Regions from separate parts of the Homo sapiens genome. Here region 1 is linked to region 2. A link is a contact called in ENCODE Hi-C or POLR2A ChIA-PET data. All regions are on one chromosome and are shown on one strand. The core of a region is the stretch at or near the end of the contact, and the rest is flanking DNA. Distances in the headings are between cores, read along the strand shown. Region 1 holds the start of CKM (creatine kinase, M-type). Region 2 holds the start of RTN2 (reticulon 2).

What was found. Hi-C counts contacts between places; a loop is a spot of excess contacts on that map. ChIA-PET counts read pairs that join two places held with the same protein, here RNA polymerase II (POLR2A). Pooled maps may share reads with other maps.
Region 1: a loop to region 2 is called in a map of psoas muscle, with 4 times the contacts of the local background. The contact joins the promoter of CKM here to the promoter of RTN2 in region 2. A Hi-C loop is called at or near these places in 3 of 168 maps with a recorded cell type or tissue (gastrocnemius medialis and psoas muscle) and 5 of 50 pooled maps. POLR2A ChIA-PET finds 5 or more read pairs at or near these places in 1 of 52 experiments (GM12878).

Annotation. Positions count from the first base shown.
Region 1 is chr19:45,318,709-45,325,107 of GRCh38, reverse strand. CKM (creatine kinase, M-type) reads left to right here and starts at 2,233. Exons shown (of 8, transcript NM_001824.5): 1 at 2,233-2,287; 2 at 5,377-5,587. The coding sequence starts at 5,395. RefSeq lists an enhancer at 1,267-1,509.
Region 2 is chr19:45,492,677-45,499,213 of GRCh38, reverse strand. It overlaps RTN2 (reticulon 2), which reads left to right and starts at 2,167. Exons shown (of 11, transcript NM_005619.5): 1 at 2,167-2,422; 2 at 4,075-4,119; 3 at 4,209-4,688; 4 at 4,794-5,048; 5 at 5,836-6,054. The coding sequence starts at 2,389. It overlaps PPM1N (protein phosphatase, Mg2+/Mn2+ dependent 1N (putative)), which reads right to left and starts at 771. Exons shown (of 5, transcript NM_001080401.2): 1 at 1-771. The coding sequence starts at 741. RefSeq lists silencers at 474-543, 1,959-2,268, 6,191-6,430.

The DNA.
Region 1 (6,399 bases), core at 984-3,483, 170 kb after region 2:
CACAAATAACTTGTGATGTTTGTCTTTCTATACCTGGTTCATTTAACATTTTCTTTTTCTTTTCTTTTCTTTTTTTTTTTTTTTGTGAGACTGAGTCTTGCTCTGTCACTCAGGCTGGAGGGCAATGGTGCCATCTCAGCTCACTGCAACCTCCACCTCCTAGGTTCAAGCAATTCTTATGCCTCAGCCTCCTGGCTAGCTGGGATTACAGGCGTGTGTCACCATGCCAGGCTAATTTTTGTACTTTTAGTAGAGATGGGGTTTCACCATGTTGGCCAGGCTGGTCTTGAACTCCTGGCCTCAAGTGATCCACCCGCCTCCGCCTCTGCCTCCCAAAGTGCTGGGATTACGGGCCTGAGCCACTGTGCCCGGCCCATCTAACATTTTCACTGTCAATCACAATGGGATTAAAACTCCTCCCACAGCCCCTAGGGCACCATGGGTCTGCTCCTGTCTCCCCTCCAACCTCATCTTCTTCCTCCCACTCTCTCCTTGGCCCCATCTGCTCCAGTCCCCTGGCCTCCTTCCTGTCTGTCCTCAGATGTGCCCAGCCATTCTCACCTCAGCGCCTTTGCACCTGCTGTTCCCCCCAGAGCCGCACATGGCTGGCTCCCTGTTCTCCTTCAGGTCTCTGCTCAGATGTCATCTTCCCAAAGAGGCCTGCCTCGACCTCCCCTGCTGCTGTGCCGTCCCCTCATCTGTGACCCTCTTGCACTATCACCTCCAGGACGGCGGGGGTTTTGTGTTTTGTTGTAGCCTCAGGAAGTGCCTGATAGATCCCTGTTTCGAGACCAGTTCCATTTGGTTTTCTGGGCCTCAGTTTCCGTAACCGTGAAGGAGACCCTCGGCAATCTGAGCTTGCTGGGAAAGGGCTGGGCCCCATGTAAATATTTCTAAAGCACCCCTCTCCCCTCCCCCCTCAGATCAGGAGTCTGAGGGAGAGGCACAGAGGCTCCCTTTCTCTAAGCCAGTCCTCACCTGCCTAAGAAGATGTGAAGGAGACCCAGGAGACCCTGGGATAGGGAGGAACTCAGAGGGAAGGGACATTCTTTTCTTCGTCGCAATCCTGGGAGCTCCCTGGAGGAGGAGACCCGATCAGCCTGCAATCCTGGCGCGTCCCAGGAGGAGAAAGCGGCTTCCTCTATACTGTACTCTCCTCCACAGAACCCCCCTCTCAGCCCTGGAAGTCCTTGCTCACAGCCGAGGCGCCGAGAGCGCTTGCTCTGCCCAGATCTGCGCGAGTCTGGCGCCCGCGCTCTGAACGGCGTCGCTGCCCAGCCCCCTTCCCCGGGAGGTGGGAGCGGCCACCCAGGGCCCCGTGGCTGCCCTTGTAAGGAGGCGAGGCCCGAGGACACCCGAGACGCCCGGTTATAATTAACCAGGACACGTGGCGAACCCCCCTCCAACACCTGCCCCCGAACCCCCCCATACCCAGCGCCTCGGGTCTCGGCCTTTGCGGCAGAGGAGACAGCAAAGCGCCCTCTAAAAATAACTCCTTTCCCGGCGACCGAGACCCTCCCTGTCCCCCGCACAGCGGAAATCTCCCAGTGGCACCGAGGGGGCGAGGGTTAAGTGGGGGGGAGGGTGACCACCGCCTCCCACCCTTGCCCTGAGTTTGAATCTCTCCAACTCAGCCAGCCTCAGTTTCCCCTCCACTCAGTCCCTAGGAGGAAGGGGCGCCCAAGCGCGGGTTTCTGGGGTTAGACTGCCCTCCATTGCAATTGGTCCTTCTCCCGGCCTCTGCTTCCTCCAGCTCACAGGGTATCTGCTCCTCCTGGAGCCACACCTTGGTTCCCCGAGGTGCCGCTGGGACTCGGGTAGGGGTGAGGGCCCAGGGGGCACAGGGGGAGCCGAGGGCCACAGGAAGGGCTGGTGGCTGAAGGAGACTCAGGGGCCAGGGGACGGTGGCTTCTACGTGCTTGGGACGTTCCCAGCCACCGTCCCATGTTCCCGGCGGGGGGCCAGCTGTCCCCACCGCCAGCCCAACTCAGCACTTGGTCAGGGTATCAGCTTGGTGGGGGGGCGTGAGCCCAGCCCCTGGGGCGGCTCAGCCCATACAAGGCCATGGGGCTGGGCGCAAAGCATGCCTGGGTTCAGGGTGGGTATGGTGCGGGAGCAGGGAGGTGAGAGGCTCAGCTGCCCTCCAGAACTCCTCCCTGGGGACAACCCCTCCCAGCCAATAGCACAGCCTAGGTCCCCCTATATAAGGCCACGGCTGCTGGCCCTTCCTTTGGGTCAGTGTCACCTCCAGGATACAGACAGCCCCCCTTCAGCCCAGCCCAGCCAGGTACTGCACGGGGCGGGAATCTGGGTGGGGGCCAGAGTAGGGGATTTCTGTGGGTGCTAGAGGCTTGGCTTGGGAAAGGGTCTGTGTGTCACCCCTTGCTCCACCAACATCCTCCTATACAAAGGCAGGTCGGTGCGTGGGAAGGTTGACCCTTGTGTGTCTGGGAGGCCCCTCCATCTGTGAGGCTGCCTGAACCCCCCACTGGGACCTGTGATTTCTGCGGCACAAGTCTTGGGTTATGGGGAGGGATCCGAGATGAAAGGGGTCCTGACAGCTGCCAACTGTCACCCCCTGCAAGGGGCTGTTGAGCCAGGCCTGTGTTCATTACAGTTTGTCGCCAACACTGGCGCCACAAGCCGTGGGAGGTGTGTCTGTCGCCTAGCAGAGTCTGCAAGAGCAGGTGTCGCAGGCTTTCTTTGCGTTTGCTACTGTGTGGGTCCCTGTGACCTTGTTTCTGACTTAGTAGCGGACACATGAGTGTCCTGGGCATGTCCTTGAGTTTGGAAGTGTGACTGTGTGACTTAGTTTACAGTGTGATCTGGGGAGTCTGCGGTGGTGGGGGTGTGTGGCTCTGGGGCTTTCTGCTTATGTCTCTTGTGGGGGGGGTCACCACCCTGCCTCAGTGCCCTCTCCTGGGGTGTCCCTGGCAGGGATTAGGGGGGCATCCTCTGAAGGGAGGGGGTCTGGGCTGCCATCCCAGGATGTCCTTGAGCCCCGAGGCCTGGACCCGTGTCCTCCCAGCCACCCTGGCCCACCTGTCTTGGGCCTGCTGACTTGGTGCAAGCCGAGCCCCGGAATGTGGGGGTGGGGCGGGGCAGCAGCTGGGGGTGGGATGGCAGGCAGTTGCCAGATTCTAAAAATAACCACCCTGGACAGCAGCACCCAAGGTCTTTGGCGGGTCCCTGTTCCTCTTCCCTGGCTTCAGCTCACCGTGGTCCCAATCTCCCTCCCACAATCCCACCTGCTTCCCATCCCCGTCTCCCACCGCTGCTGGAGGCCCCTTCTCCTTTCTGGGTCCCTTCTCCTTTCTGGGTCCAGTGAATAAAATAATAATAACAGTAGGACCTGGCGCAGTGGCTCACACGCATAATCCCAGCATCTTGGGAGGCCGATGCTGGAGGATCACTTGAGGCCAGGAGTCCCAGACCAGCCTGGGCAACATAGTGAGACCCCATCTCTGCAAAAAAGTAGTAATAACAAATAACAATAATAGCAGCCACCAGGGTTCCAGGCTCCAACTCCATGCCAGGGCCTGTGCTCAGCCAACCTCATGGCCAAGCTCAGAGGATCCTGGCAATCCTACGGGGCAGGCTCAGTTCACAGGAGACAGAGGTCCAGAGAGGCCTAGTGACTGGCCTGGGGTCACACAGCAGGGAAATGGCATAGGTGGGATTTGAACCTGCCTCTGACGACCCAGAGGCTGAGCTTTTCTTCCCTTCTGAGCCCTGTGGGAGAACTGTCAGCAGGCAGAGGTGGGGGCAGCTACCCAGCCCTCCCCCGACCCAGCCCTTTGTCTTTGGATTGATAATCCAAGAACCTGCTCACATACTCCCAGCAGCACCCTCACCTCCACCTTCTCACCAGCTCCTCGCACGAACCTTTAAAATAACAACAACAGGCCAGGTGCCGTGACTCATGCCTGTAATCTCAGCACTTTGGGAGGCAGAGGTGGGCGGATCACTTGAGTTCAGGAGTTCAAGACCAGCCTGGCCAACATGGCGAAACCCCAACTCTACTAAAAATACCAAAAAAAAAAATAGCCAGGTGTGGCACACGCCTGTAGTTGCAGCTACTCAGGAGGCTGAAGCAGGATAGTTGCTTGAACCTGGGAGGTGGAGGTTGCAGTGAACTGAGATTATGCCACTGCACTCTAGCCTGGGCGACAGAGCGAGACTCTGTCTCAAACATAATAATAATAATAATAATAATAGCAGCTAAGTGAAATAATGCTTATTGTGTACCAGGCACTGTTCCGAGAGCTACACCTGTATTCACACATTTAATCTTTTCAACACTCCCATGCGGCAAGTGCTGTTAGGATCCTCATTTTCTAGATGAGTAAATTGAGGCACAGAGGTTAAGCAACTTGCCCCTGGCCACACAGCTGGTTGTAGGTAGCAGAGCTGGGAATCAAACCCTGGGCTGATTCCAGAACCTACACTCTTACCCACACAAAATATTTTTCCAGCCTCCGGGAGGGGCCCGTTTTCCACCTGGGGAAATTGAGTTTCCAGCAAGAATGACTAGTCCAGGCTCACCCAACTGGGATACGGCAGAGCCAGGCCCTTGATCTAAGACTCCGGATGCCTTCCTGCTGAGACACAGGGGCTCAGAGAGAGGATTTCTCTTGCTCCAAGTTACACAGCCTGCCTGACCCCAACGCCTTGCCCAGTTCTCTTGCTGCTGTCTGCAAGATGCGAGCTAGGCGGGGCACAGTGGCTCACGCCTGTAATCCCAGCACTTTGGGAGGCCGAGGCGGGTGGATCACTTGAGGCCAGGAGTTCGAGACCAGCCTGGCCAACCAGTAGAGATGGTGAAACCCCATCTCTAATAAAAATACAAAAAAATTAGCCAGGCATGGTGGTGTGCGCCTGTAATCCCAGCTACTCAGGAGGCTGAGACAGGAGAATCTCTTGAACCTGGGAGGTGGAGGCTGCAGTGAGCCGAGGTCTCGCCACTGCACTCCAACCTGGGTAACAGAGTGAGACTCCATCTCAAAAAAAAGAAGAAAAGGCCGGGTGCAGTGGCTCACGCCTGTAATCCCAGCACTTTGGGAGGCCGAGGCGGGCGGATCACAAGGTCAGGAGATCAAGACTATCCTGGCTAACATGGTGAAACCCCGTCTCTACTAAAAATACAAAAAATGAGCCGGCGTGGTGGCGGGCGCCTGTATTCCCAGCTACTCGGGAGGCTGAGGCGGGAGAATGGTGTGAACCCAGGAGGTGGAGCTTGCAGTGAGCCGAGATCGTGCCACTGCACTCCAGCCTGGGTGACAGAGCGAGACTCCGTCTCAAAAAAAAAAAAAGAAGAAGAAGAAGAAAAAAGATGCCAGCTAATCTTCAATCTTCCCCTCCTGCCCTGCCCATCAGGTCTCCTACACCGCCACCATGCCATTCGGTAACACCCACAACAAGTTCAAGCTGAATTACAAGCCTGAGGAGGAGTACCCCGACCTCAGCAAACATAACAACCACATGGCCAAGGTACTGACCCTTGAACTCTACAAGAAGCTGCGGGACAAGGAGACTCCATCTGGCTTCACTGTAGACGATGTCATCCAGACAGGAGTGGACAACCCAGGTGAGCCTCCCCAGTGGAGCACTGAAGGGGCTACATGGGGGCTCTGGAGGCTGCCGGCCATGCCCCAATCCCACCACCCTTGAAGGGGGGGGGGCCTCAGTTTTCTCATCTGTAAAATGGGGCTGTTGTGGGAATCAATGCATTAATATACATAAAGGCTTGGGACAGTGCGAGGTACTCAGCAAACCACGCAATAAACATGCACGAGAATAATGTGAGATCCCCAAGGAGGTCGGTTCACCTCCTGAACCTCAGTCTCCTCATCTGAAAAATGGGCGCCCACGTTGTGAAAACACAAGTCAATGGCTGTGCAGTGCTTAGAGTGGCACCTGGCACCAAGTGAGTGCTCAAGCTCTGACAGGGGGGCCAGGTGCAGTGGCTCATGCCTGTAATCCCAGCACTTTGGGAGGCCCAGGTGGGAGGATCACTTGAGGCCAGGAGTTTGAGACCAGCCTGAGCAACATAGCAAGACCCTGTCTCTACAAAAAATACAAAAAAATTAGCCAAGTGTGGTGATGAGGGCTTGTGGTCCAAGCTACTCAGGAGGCTGCGGTGGGAGGATCGCTTGAGCCTGGGAGGTGCAGGTTGCAGTAAGCCGAGATCGCGCCACTGTACTCCAGCCACAGAGTGAGACCCTGTCTCAAAAAAAAAAAAAAAGAATCTGACAGGGGATGTTATTAATGTTATGGTTGTTTCTCAAAGGACATTGCAAGGCGAAGAGAGCTGGGAGTGGAGGGGAGGCTCTAGTGCCCCTCACATCCAGCTCACTGTGTGATGCCGGGGAGAAGCCCCTCTCTCCTGGCCCCTGTTTT
Region 2 (6,537 bases), core at 918-3,417:
CTCGGGGGGCCTCCCCGGAGCCTCCTTGTAGGTAAAGTCGCCCAACGCTCGCGACACGGCCAGAGAGCCCTCGACGCGGCGGCGGCGGATGGTGCCGCCAGCGGCGTGGATGCGCTCGCGTTCCCGGGGTCGAAGGGGCCGGTGGTCCTCTGTGCTGAAGGCCACGGCGCCAGCGCGGCTCAGCACCGCGCGGGAGTCACCGCAGTGCGCCAGGTACAGAAACCGCGGGGAGACCAGCAACACCACGGCCGTGCAGCCGCCCGTTTCCACGCGGGGCCAGAGGGAGCGCAGGCGCTCGTCGGCGCTCAAGAAGGCTCGGCGCAGCGCCTCGCGCACGCCCTCGGGCTCGCTAGGCTCCGGGCCCAGCTCCTGGAGCACATGGCCTGGCAAATGGCGTGCACCGAAGCGGGCAGCTCGAGCCCCACCGTGGCCGTCGAGGACGGCAAACAAGGCCCAGCCCGGGGGCAGACCAGGTAACGAAAGCCAAGTGCAGTGAGCATCCTCCATGCGCGCGCGCCAGCCTTGCGCTGCGCTCGCCCCGAAGCGCAGGCCCCCAGACGCCTCGGCACCCCCGTGCGGCCGCTGGGCGCGGCGCGGCGCTGTCAACAGAGACCGAGGCCCTTCGGGGGCCCTGCGCCCCGCCTCCTCCTCCTCCTCTTCCTCCCTCCCCTCCTTCTCCCTCTCCTTTTTCTTGCAAGCGGTCCAGAGGAGACGCTGCAGCTGGCGGGCCAGGACCGCCATCCTTCAGCCCTGGGATCAGGAAGGCTCCACCCTGTACACCTGCCCGCCCCCTCCATTAATCCCCTCCGCTGTGAGATTTTAAACCATCTAAATCTCCTTCCTGTCCTTTGACCTGCTCTTTAGGCGGGTCACTAGAAGGAATTACACTTCTGGGTCTCCTGTTTCCTGCACCTACAAAGCGGGGTTTGGGATCTGAATCAGGAAAAAAAAAGAAAAAAGATAATACTGTACCAGTGGCAAACTATTACATAGTACTAATGTGTCACACACTGTTATACATCATCATCTCCAGTTTACATATGGAAGAAGAAACAGAGTCACAGAAGTAACCGGTGTTCCAGGGAAACTAATTCTAGAATCTGTGTTCTCAACACAACACTCAGTCCAAGCTCCTCCCACCTCAGTGGTACAGCCCCCAGCCTCAAAACCTGTAAATACCATACTTGGCCGGGCGCGGTGGCTCACGCCTATAACCCCAGCACTTAGGGAGGCCGAGGCAGGCGGATCGCTTAAGCCCAGGAGTTTGAGACCAGCCTGGGAAACATAGCGAGACCCCGTCTCTACAAAAATTAACATTTAGCCAGGCGCGGTGGAACACACCTGTGATCCCAGCTACTCAGGAGGCTTAGGTGGGAGGATCACCTGAGCCCGGGAGGTCGAGGCTGCAGTGAGCCGTGATCGTATCACTGCACTCCAGCCTGGGCAACAGAGCGAGACCCTGTCTCAAAAAGATATATATATATATATATATATATATATATATATATATATATACATATTTTTTTTTTCTTTACTGTTTTTAGTTCGACCCCTCCCCTCTGGGGCTTCGCTTATTTTCTCTTCCAGGCCCCGCCCATCCAGGATTCAGGCACACAGCTCCAGACCCTTCTAATTTTCGCAGACCTGGAATCGCCTGGAATCCGACCCCACCCAGTTATATTTGAATAATTCCCTGTTGCTTTAGCCCTGCCCACGTTTGAGCTCCTCCGCGTGCCCCAAAAGTTTCTGAATCGTTTCATTCGGCCCCCTTTCTCGCTCCCTCTGCAAATCTAGGCTCGGACCCTACCTCAGAGCATTAGAATCTTTCCACCCCCTCCTCAATGGCACCCCGAGCACCACCCCAACCCACCCAGGGATCCACGCTCTCATCCTCTCTGCCGTGGCTCGTTCACCATCCTCTCCCAAGTCCCTCGCCAGACTCCAGGCCTCCTTCCCTCTTCCCCTAAAGGCTGCGCCCTCTGCGATCTAGGCCCCGCCCTTCAGGCCGCTTTCCCCTCCTTCCTGGCTCCGTAGCCCACCCTCTTGGTTCCGCCCCTTTAGTAAGAAGGCCACGCCCCTCCGCCTGATCCTCGGCGTTTCCCCGCCCCTCACCCTCCCTCTGGTACCGCCCCGCCCGTCTTCTGGCCCCGCCCCCGGCCGCGCGCTGCAGTGCCTTCCCCACCTCGGCCCCGCCCGCCCCCGCCGAGCCGAGCACCAGGGCGGCGGCGGCGGCGGCGGCGGCGGCGGCGGCTGGAGCAGCCCGGGAGGAGGAGGCGGCGAGAATGGCAGCGGCGTCGTGGGCGCGGCGGAGATGAGCGCCCGCGACCCCGGGCCCAGGGCGGCACAGCCGGAGTGGGCGGGGGTCCCGATGCAGGCCCGAGGGGGGCCATGGGGCAGGTCCTGCCGGTCTTCGCCCACTGCAGTGAGTAGAGGAAGACTGGGGCCTGGTGTGGGCCCCAGAGGTTCAGGTGGGGTACTCCCCGGTGTCCCCTCGGCGCTTGCCCGCAGGAGAGCCGGGATGGGGGGAGGAGGCATAGGAGACAAAGGAAGCTCTCCCCTCCCCCGCGCTCTGGCGGCGACGGGGGTAGCCTGACCCGGAGGACCTGGACGAAACAGGGCGGAGGTGAGGGGGCACTGAGACAGCAGGCGGGGGGCGCGCTGCGCTCTGGGACGTACCGCCCGGCCCCGCCCGGGAGCGAGGACGCGCGCGGGGAGCTGTCCCCTGGCTCTGGTGCTGGCCGCAGCTGGCGGGGAGGGGGTTGAACGGAGGGTAGAGCCAGGATGGAAAACAGGGGTCTGGCTCCCAATCACTTGCCTTCGCATCCCATCCCCGTTTTCTGTCCAAGAGGCAGCCCCGACCTCGCCCAAACTGTCCAACCCTGTCCCGGGAAAACAGCCATCCGTGGTTTGGGGGCAAGGACTCATGGGTTCTTAGCGGTCTTTACCACTGGTTAATGGTAATCCTGGGGAAGACCCACACCATTCCAGGCCTCCTATTCCCCAGCTGAGGAAACGAGGTGAGGGCACAGGGCGTCAGATTTCAATTTCCAAACCGCATTGAGCATCATCTATGTGCAAAGCTCTGAACTAGCTCTAAGGGGCTGGATTCCCAGCTGAAAACGCCTAGCCTCACAATCTCTGAGCTCACAGCTATAACAGTCCATGTCTACCGTTCTCTGTCCCACACATGGGGGTTCTGACAGCTGGGGATTTCAACACCCTTAGATCTAGCCATTTCCATGTCTCGCGTGTCCAGATGCCAAAATTCTAAGAATTGGTGATTTCAGCATTTTCGAGTATCATCCCAACATTCTATGATCTTGTCGTTAACTTCAGATTACAAAGGGAGGACCACCTCGTCTGTCTCTCCCCACCGCCCTTACCTCTCTGTTCTCACCTCCCACTCCTCTCCTCCTCAGTCACTCTTCTCCAGTCATATCTTCGCACCTCTCAGTTCCTCAGATGCCAAGCATGGTGCCTGGCTCAGGGCCTTTGCACTGGCTTTCTTCTCTACCTGGAAGACGTCCCTGAACATCTGCATGGCTTCCTCACTTCCTTCAGATCTCTGCTCAAACGTCATCTTATCAGAGAAGCCTTCTTGACCACCCTATGAGAAACAGCACCCCTTCACTTTCTCTTCCCCTACCCTTCTTTACTTTGCTCCCTATGCTCATCTGCACCCGACGTCATATATTCACTTGTTTATTGTTTGTCTATCCCAAAGAGTGTCAGCTCTAGGAGGGCAGGGATTTTGTCTGTTTTCTTCACAGCTGTATCCCCAGGACCTAGAACAGTGCCTGGCACATAGTAGGTGCTCAATAAGTGGTTGTTGAACGAATGAATGAATTGAAACCTCCTAAGATTCCTACTTTGAAGACTCTAAGATTAAGATTCCTGGATTTGGACTTCAAAGACTCTGAGCTTCATCAGGCAGTGATGCTAGGTTTTAGAGTCTGTGTGCAGAATGTTCTAAAAATCCCGTGATTCAAATATTCTAAGATTCCAGGACTGGGACACTTCTGTGATTCGGACAGTCTAAGCTTCTAAGAGTCTTCGATTCTTTCCCTCTCGCAGAAGAAGCTCCGTCTACAGCCTCCTCAACTCCTGATTCCACAGAAGGTAAGTGGTGGGGAGCATGTGAAGGGGCTCAGGGCTGGGCAGCTCAGGGACCTGCTGAGGGAAACAAGGCTCTCCTTCACCCACTGCAGGAGGGAACGACGACTCTGATTTTCGAGAGCTGCACACAGCCCGGGAATTCTCAGAGGAGGACGAGGAGGAGACCACGTCGCAGGACTGGGGCACCCCCCGGGAGCTGACCTTCTCCTACATCGCCTTTGATGGTGTAGTGGGCTCCGGGGGCCGCAGGGATTCAACTGCCCGCCGCCCCCGCCCCCAGGGCCGCTCAGTCTCGGAACCACGAGACCAGCACCCTCAGCCCAGCCTGGGCGACAGCTTGGAGAGCATCCCCAGCCTGAGCCAATCCCCGGAGCCTGGACGACGGGGTGATCCTGACACCGCGCCTCCATCCGAGCGCCCTCTGGAAGACCTGAGGCTTCGGTTGGACCATCTGGGCTGGGTGGCCCGGGGAACGGGATCCGGGGAGGACTCTTCCACCAGCAGCTCCACCCCGCTGGAAGACGAAGAACCCCAAGAACCCAACAGATTGGAGACAGGAGAAGCTGGGGAAGGTGAGATGTCCGAGGTGCTGGGACCAAAGCCAAGAGGGGTGGGTGGTTTCTCCTTGGGGCACCTCCAAGAAGAAAGCTCACGGCCTCCTCTCTCTACCGTATCAGAACTGGACCTACGACTCCGACTTGCTCAGCCCTCATCGCCCGAGGTCTTGACTCCCCAGCTCAGTCCGGGCTCTGGGACACCCCAGGCCGGTACTCCGTCCCCATCCCGATCGCGAGATTCGAACTCTGGGCCCGAAGAGCCATTGCTGGAAGAGGAAGAAAAGCAGTGGGGGCCACTGGAGCGAGAGCCAGTAAGGGGACAGTGCCTCGATAGCACGGACCAATTAGAATTCACGGTGGAGCCACGCCTTCTAGGTAAGCAACGTGTATGAAGATGCTGCATTGGCCCACAGAAGGCAAAAGGTGAGAGGATTTTGAATTAAAGGGACCAACCTCGCAAAGGAACAGTACATAGTGGAAAAGGGAAGAGATAGACGTGATATCACATCTGGCTAGACGTGATAAACTCCGCTTTTTAAAAAAATTTCCCCGGCCGGGCGCGGTGGCTCATGCCTGTAATCCCAGCCCTTTGGGAGGCCGAGGCGGGCGGATCACTTGAGGTGAGGAGTTCGAGATCAGCCTGGCCAACATGGTGAAACCCCGTCTGTACTCGGGAGGCTGAGGCAGGAGAATCGCTTGAACCTGGAAGGCAGAGGTTGCAGTGAGCCAAGATCGCGCCACTGCACTCCAGCCTGGGCGACAGAGCGAGACTCCGTCTCAAAAAATAAAAATAAAATAAAATAATCCTCCCTCTTCTGGAGTGCTCCTCCTAGTGGCTGATTTTGGACAGGCCAAATCCCTGAAAAAATACAGTTCTCTCCTTATTTAGATGTGGCCGTAGAATATTTATAAGTAAACTCTGTGCCTTTTAAAAACTCTTCTTTTTGGCCGGGCGCAGTGGCTCATGCCTGTAATCCTAAACACTTTGGGAGGCCGAGGCGGGAGGATCCTTTGAAGCCAAGAGTGCAAGACCAGCCTGGGCAACATAGGGAGACTCGATCTCTATTTGAAAAAACAAACAAAAACCCTCTTTTTCCTGACCACATCTATTGGCCAGTTGTAAAATGACCCAGCCTTACTTTAAAATATGCTCCGCCTCCAGGAACAGCTATGGAATGGTTAAAGACATCATTGCTTTTGGCTGTTTACAAGACGGTTCCAATTTTGGAATTGTCCCCACCTCTGTGGACAGCCATTGGCTGGGTCCAAAGGGGCCCCACCCCCCCTACTCCTGTCCTCCGGGTTCTACTGAAGTGGGCAAAATCCCCGAGAAGCAGCGGTGTCCCCAGCCTCTCACTCGGAGCCGATATGGGGAGTAAAGGTGGGCTTGCGGAACGGGCTGGACGGGGGCTGAGGTCGGCGGAACGGGGTCCAAACTCGCCCTTATCTCCTGCACATCCGGAGCATTTTTATTACTGATCTGCTTCCGCAGCGCTGCAGGCTGGGGCTAGGGGGCCGAGGGGCAGTATAGGGAGGACCCAGAGGGAGCATGGGGTCCCTTCTCCTTCGAGCCAGCACTTTGGGGCCCAGGAGCAGGGAGGACCCCCTCCCCCAGCCTCGGCCCCAGGCAGCGCTGTCACTCAGGGGCCAGACGGGCCAGAACAGCTGCGGGGAGGCCCCCTCCCCCCAGCGTGCCTAAACTTAGCCCCCGCCTCAGGCGACCTGGCCCCTCCCCCATCCACCGGCGCCGGCCACTAGGAGCCTGCCTGGGAGGGCCCTGCTATGGGGAGGGAGGGGCTGCCCTATTTGGAGGTAAATGAGAGGAGATGCATTGGAAGGAGACGGAAGTGAGGGGTGAGCCTCT